Regions from separate parts of the Homo sapiens genome. Here region 1 is linked to region 2. A link is a loop called in an ENCODE intact Hi-C map of the cell type or tissue named here. Cell type or tissue: OCI-LY7. All regions are shown on one strand. Each heading gives the region's core, and the rest is flanking DNA. Links, peaks and the distances in the headings are about the cores only.

Region 1 (2,804 bases), core at 24-2,523, 60 kb before region 2:
GCAGAGAAACCCAAGAAGGGGTCGCCAGAACGTGGGCTTTCTTTCACCTTCTTTGGGGGAGCGGCCATCTCCCCGTCAGATGGCCAAGGACCAGCCCGGAGGGGAACAAAGCCAGGAGGGTAATTTAAAGGTACCCTTGTCTTACCCCCTCCAGGGGTAGCCCCTACTATTGTACTGAGCTCCCCACCCCGTTTTCTACCAGGATCCATCAATCATAAATATGCACGAATAACTGAGGCCCAAATCCTTTCCCATTTCTTCAGTGGGGCTCCCCAGCACTCGGGACAAGAAGGAAATTTGGAGGCAGGAACTCAGAGGAATCGGGCAGAACTCACGTTTCCAACTGTGCAAGACAACTCCCTGGAACTCACAGCAGCCATCATAATTATCGCTTGCAGAAGGGGTCTTATCACATAACAGCTTTCTCACTCCTCAGGGGGCAGGGGGTGGGGCCCAGTCTCAACCGCAGGGACTTGTGTCTTCATTCATTATTTCCCAAACAAGTCAGTAGAAAATTGAGGTTTCTGAGCAATTTGCAGATTAATAACCACTGGAGATGTGGGTCCATATAACCTCACCGAGCGAAAAAGTGAGACCCTCCCCTCTCTCCTTCTCTTGAATAAGGACCTACAGTAGATATCTTGAGAAGCAAAAAAAGAGAAAAGCAGAAACGTAAGTAACCTTTCCTTTCCAGCATAGCAACTCTACTTGCAGCCCCACCGCCCAGCAACTCCTGGATTAATCTTTCTTTCTTTCTTTTCTTTTTTCCTTTTTCTACTCAATGGATTGTGGTCAAGGCCATTGTAACGTGAGCAGTGCCTCGGAGGGGATTGGCCGAGGGGGCTGTGAGGGGCCCCTTTCACAGAGGGCTAATTGCGTTTCAGACCACCAGTATTCGGGAGCTACAGATGTCTTCCTTCATTTGCCTAGGCAGTACAATTGGACCCATCTGTTGCATTTATTCCGCTGGCTCCCCTGCCCGCCCCCTGCCCACCCCCCCACCGCCTTGCCCCCGTACCCTCCCTTCCCTTGTCTGCTAAGCCTAAATTGAAAACTCATCAAAATGTAATCCAAGAGCAGTTTGGCTGCCGAGCTGCTGAGAAGGGGCTCGGTGGGAATAAAGGCCCCCCGCCACTTTTACACACGGGCCAGAGCCCGGGGAGCCGGGTCACAGGCAGCCTTAGGGGGGAAAGTGAGAAGTTAGCCGGCAGATGGGCTGCTCCACGCGGCCCTATAACCTGATGCCTCCGAAGAGGGGCCCTAGCAACGAGCTGGCCTAGTCTGGAGGACGCCGCTGCCCTGGAGGTGGCGACCCCACCTCGAAGGCCTCGCCCCTGGCCCGAGATTTCAAACAGGGCTGGGGCCAGGGCTCATCACTCTCTGACCCCCATCTGCCCTCTCTAGCTCAAAGGGATTTCCAAGGCAGAGAGGGCAGGGACGGCTTGGCCTTGCAAGGGTTGGGGAATATGGCACTCGGGAAGGCCGTCTGCCTGGCCTGGGGTGCCCCCCTCCTGCACTGCCCAGGCCTGCCCTCTGTCCACTCCTCCCTGGCTGCTGCCTCACTGCAGGCTCACACCCTTTCCTGCACCTCCTCCCCTTTCTCCCATGCAGGCCATGAACTCTAGAAGGTAGGGTAGTGCTGCTGGCACCTTTGCGTTGCCCCACACTCTGAGTCTGGTTGTGGGGCTGGCTTTGGGGCTCTGCTCTTGCCATCAATACAAGCCCTGGCTGCAGTCTCTTTTGGGGGCCCCTTTCTGACACCTGCCCCAGTGTGGGCCTGGAATGGGCCTGTCAACGCCCAGAAGAGCAGATGGCTGCACCTTCCTACTTGTCTGCAGATGACTTCTGGGAAAGGGCAGGCTTCCAGCGATCATGATGTTTTAGGATCAATAGGCTTGAAGGAACAGCTATGGTTAAGATTTCATTGAATTGGGTGCCTGTGAGGGCTTTAACACCTCCTTGTTGCTGAAATGTTGTGAATGTGGGTTTTTTTGTTTTTTGGGTTTTTTTTACTTCTTTTTACTGAAATCTACAGTTAAAAAAATTCATAGCAGCTCAATATAAACACACACACACACACACAAAATGAAAGCAAAAGATGCATTAACTAATACTTCCTCTCACTCTATGCGATGTCTTCTGATATTTTCTATTCTGATATTCCATTTCATTTCATTCAATTGTTTAAAATGCTGATCATCTTGATCTGCGAAATTGCTTTCACAATCTACAGAAACAGCCGTTCTCAACACCCACAGGCATCAGAACCCAACCTTGAAATGCATAAAAGAGCAGGCTCCTGGGCTATCTCAGAAAGTTGGGATAAGTGGTGGCGGGGTGAGGCACAGAAAAAGGCATTTGTGACAGTCCTCTCCACCCCTTTAGGGGATTCTGTTGCACTTTGAGAAACGCTGCTGCTTCCAATGTGCTCGGTGGTCTCAAGCCCATAGTCTGAGCTGGAAACAACAATAGGTTGACCATGGTGGTCAGCTCAAGGTGGGGCGTTCCCAGGTCGCCTCCTCCCCTCTACCTCCCCACCATCCTTAATTAAATCCTCACCCAGTGAGAGTGTGGATGTCAGGCCTGGCTTGGCTGGCTTTTAATTGAAGTGTTAATTTGCTGCTGCAGAGAGTAAGGGCTCTGCAGTTCTGGAGGCTTCATTTGCTGCCATCCTAAGCTGATTAGCTTTGTGGGGGTGGCTGGTGGTGGTGGGGGGAGTGGTACAAGCCACCAGCAGGGGAGCTAGCTGGGCCAGAATCAGGCCTTGGAGCTGCCTTTGCGGACAGAGGGCGGGCCAGGGCCAA
Region 2 (2,804 bases), core at 22-2,521:
CGAAAGTGTGAGCCGCCCAGTGAGTTGCGGAAACCTGGAGGGTACTTGGAGTTTGGGTTCGCATCCCCTCTCCAGCTGCTTAGTGGTCGCGTGACTTTGGACGAGTAATTTAACTTCCCTGAGCATTGCTTTCCCCACCTGTAAGATGAGACAAAAGTTTACCCTGTGGAGGATGATCAGATATAATGTTTGTGGAACACTAAATGTGCAGCATCCGCTGAACAGGGTGAAAATCATTTTCAAATAGACTGGAGAGTGGCCATGCCAGAGGCACAGGGCGCAGGGCAAGGATAAGTGTCGCTGCTCCGTTCAGGCTGATGAAGAAACGGGAAAGAATCTGACCTTCATCTGGGGAGTGCGAAGAGGAGAGTGGAAAAGAGGATCGGGTGATTTCCCAGGTTGCCTTGAGTCTTGGTCTCACCCTTCCCTTCTTTCCCTTCCCTTCTCCACCCTCCTCCGCACCTCTGCCCACAAGTCACCTCAAGATTCTTAATAAGAATTAATAATATGAGAATTTATATAAATAATAATATGAGAATATAATTATTAATATGAGAATTTCCTTTTCTTTGGCGTTCCTGAAACCTTGCCTGCCCCATGCCCGGAGAAATCCGTTGCACACCGTCTCTTGGAGCCCTGCTTGCAGCCTCTGTGGCCCTCTTCAGGGTGAGCCAGCCAGGGGATCCAGCTCCCCTGGCCCGAGAGAGAGCTGGCCCCTGGAGGGCAGCAGGTGACAGTGGAACCCCTTTCCTCCAAACCCCCTCCCGCCTTCGGTGTCTTAAACTCGCCTATTCCAGCAGGTCTTCCCTCTGCATGTCAGGAGTTACTTTTCTCTTGTCACCTACACTCACCCAGGAGCCACAGGGGCCCAGACATCACCCAACTTTGTACTTGGAGGATAAATAGTAAGGAACAGCACTCGATTATAGGATGAGGGTATTAAAAACAAAATGAGCAGCTTTCAGCAAAGTGCCTGCCCCCCACCTGATATCCAAGTGGTAGCCTCAGGCCGGATGCCTGGCCTGCTGCCATGGGAGCCTAGCTGACTCTTTGGGTTGGGGGGGGATTGGCCCCTTTGAGAAAGGGGGCTGTGTAGTGGCAGTTCCCACCTCGACTCACTGACCAGCGCTTGCCTTCTGGCTCAGGGGACTCTGCCCAGCTGTCCCCTTCCCCGACTGCACCCTGCAGGTACCCCTGATCTCAGTGGAAGGCTAGGACACAGTCATATATAAGGGCTCGAGATTTATTAGAAGTCACAGAAAGTGGCTTCGACCAGCTCACTCAGGAAAGGGCAGTTGTTGGATGGATACGGGGGCTTCTCAAGAACTCAAGGGCTTCGAGGACTTGTGTAAACCAGCAGGAGCCCAAGGGTCCTCTCTCTGCCCCCCACCTCTGTTTCTCTCCCTGTGTCAGCTTCCTTTCTTTGGACTGCCACAACAAAATTCCACAAACTAGGGGGTTTAAGGCAACAGAAGTTCATTCTCTTACAGTTCAAGAGGCCAGAAGTCTGTAAGCAAGTTTTTGGCAGGGATGGCTCCTTTTCGGAGGCTCTGAGAGAAAATCTGTGACATGCCTCTCTTGCAGCTTCTAGTGGTGGCTCCTGGCCATCTTGGCCATTCATTGATTGGCAGCTGTGTCACTCCAATCTCTGCCTCCTTTCTTCATGCGGCCTTCCTCTCTGTGTCTTCTCCTTCTCTGTCTCTTGTAAGGACACTTGTCATTTGATTTAGGGCCCAGCTAATCCAGGATGATTTAATCTTGCAACCCTTGCCTTCATTATATCTGCAAAGATGCTTATTCCAAATAAGGTCCCATTCTGAGATTCTGGGTGGACATATCTTATGGAGGCCCACTATTTCAACCCACTACAACAAATGGTTTTCCAAATTCCTGAATGAGAGAATTGGTTTGGCCAGTGTCACTTTTTTGGCTGACAGGTACGTGAAGAGCTTTCCTGTTGAGAAATTTGAATGCATGAGAACCCCTTCCCCATTCCTAGCAATTAGGGTGTGGCCAAAAGATTTTAGTACAGGCAGTTAGCTGCCCCATTTGCAATTTAGGCTCAGAGCTGGTGACAGTCTAGAGTTCACTTGTGTCATGGCAACAACCCGGGAGAGCCAGTGACCAGTGGTGGAAGAGGTGGCCAGGAACCAGTGGACATCCTGTCTGAACTCTTCCCAGGGCCAGCCCTTGTTCCATCTGTTTTTTGAGCCTGGTTCTCCAGCCTTCCCACTGATTGCATGAGCCCTCCCATAGCGGGCCTTTCGTTAGTGGGGCTTTTCTGCTTCAGATAGCCAGGATTAGTGTCTGCGGTTTCATAAATAAAACACCAAGTTAAATCCTCAGGTTGCTGAAGCATAGAGAATTATCCTTGTATTATTTTGAAGTAATCCATTGGCTATGTTGATTGCCTGTGCTGGGCCAGGCACTGTGCTGGACACTGGGGTGACAGGGGTGATAAACTTGGCTGATGGGTATCATGGGCTCTGAGTCTTGCAAGCCAGGGTTCAGTGCCAGCAGAACCTTTGGAAATTATTCATCTATCCACTGCACCTCATACATGGGAAACTGAGGTGGGAGATGGGGAGGTCTTTTTTCCAGGTTACCCCAGGGATCGCTGGTGGTCAAACTAGGCCAGACTCAAGAGTCCTTTCAGGCCCTACTCTATGTTCTTCCATCATAGTCAATCAACAAATATACATGGAGAACCTACTGCATGCTGCCCTGTGTCAGGTGCTCTGTGGAGTGTGAAGCAGGCCTATAGTCCTAAAGGAGAGGAGATGTAGCATTAGGACTAGAGAGGT

What was found. A loop is a pair of places that touch in the nucleus more often than their neighbours do. Peaks named below come from ENCODE experiments on the same cell type or tissue, not always from the same donor. Only the 100,000 strongest peaks of a DNase experiment are listed, where the experiment ranks them.
Region 1: it touches region 2 in a loop (3-fold over the local background); 11 of 110 quality-filtered maps call a loop at or near these places.

The regions. Positions count from the first base shown.
Region 1 is chr5:135,476,434-135,479,237 of GRCh38, forward strand. No RefSeq gene overlaps it. Among named protein-coding and RNA genes, the nearest start is that of TIFAB, 25 kb to the left of the region's middle. In OCI-LY7, for the core only: no CTCF peak of the experiment used is centred there; no DNase peak of the experiment used is centred there.
Region 2 is chr5:135,536,347-135,539,150 of GRCh38, forward strand. No RefSeq gene overlaps it. Among named protein-coding and RNA genes, the nearest start is that of NEUROG1, 1.8 kb to the left of the region's middle. RefSeq lists an enhancer at 1-120. In OCI-LY7, for the core only: no CTCF peak of the experiment used is centred there; no DNase peak of the experiment used is centred there.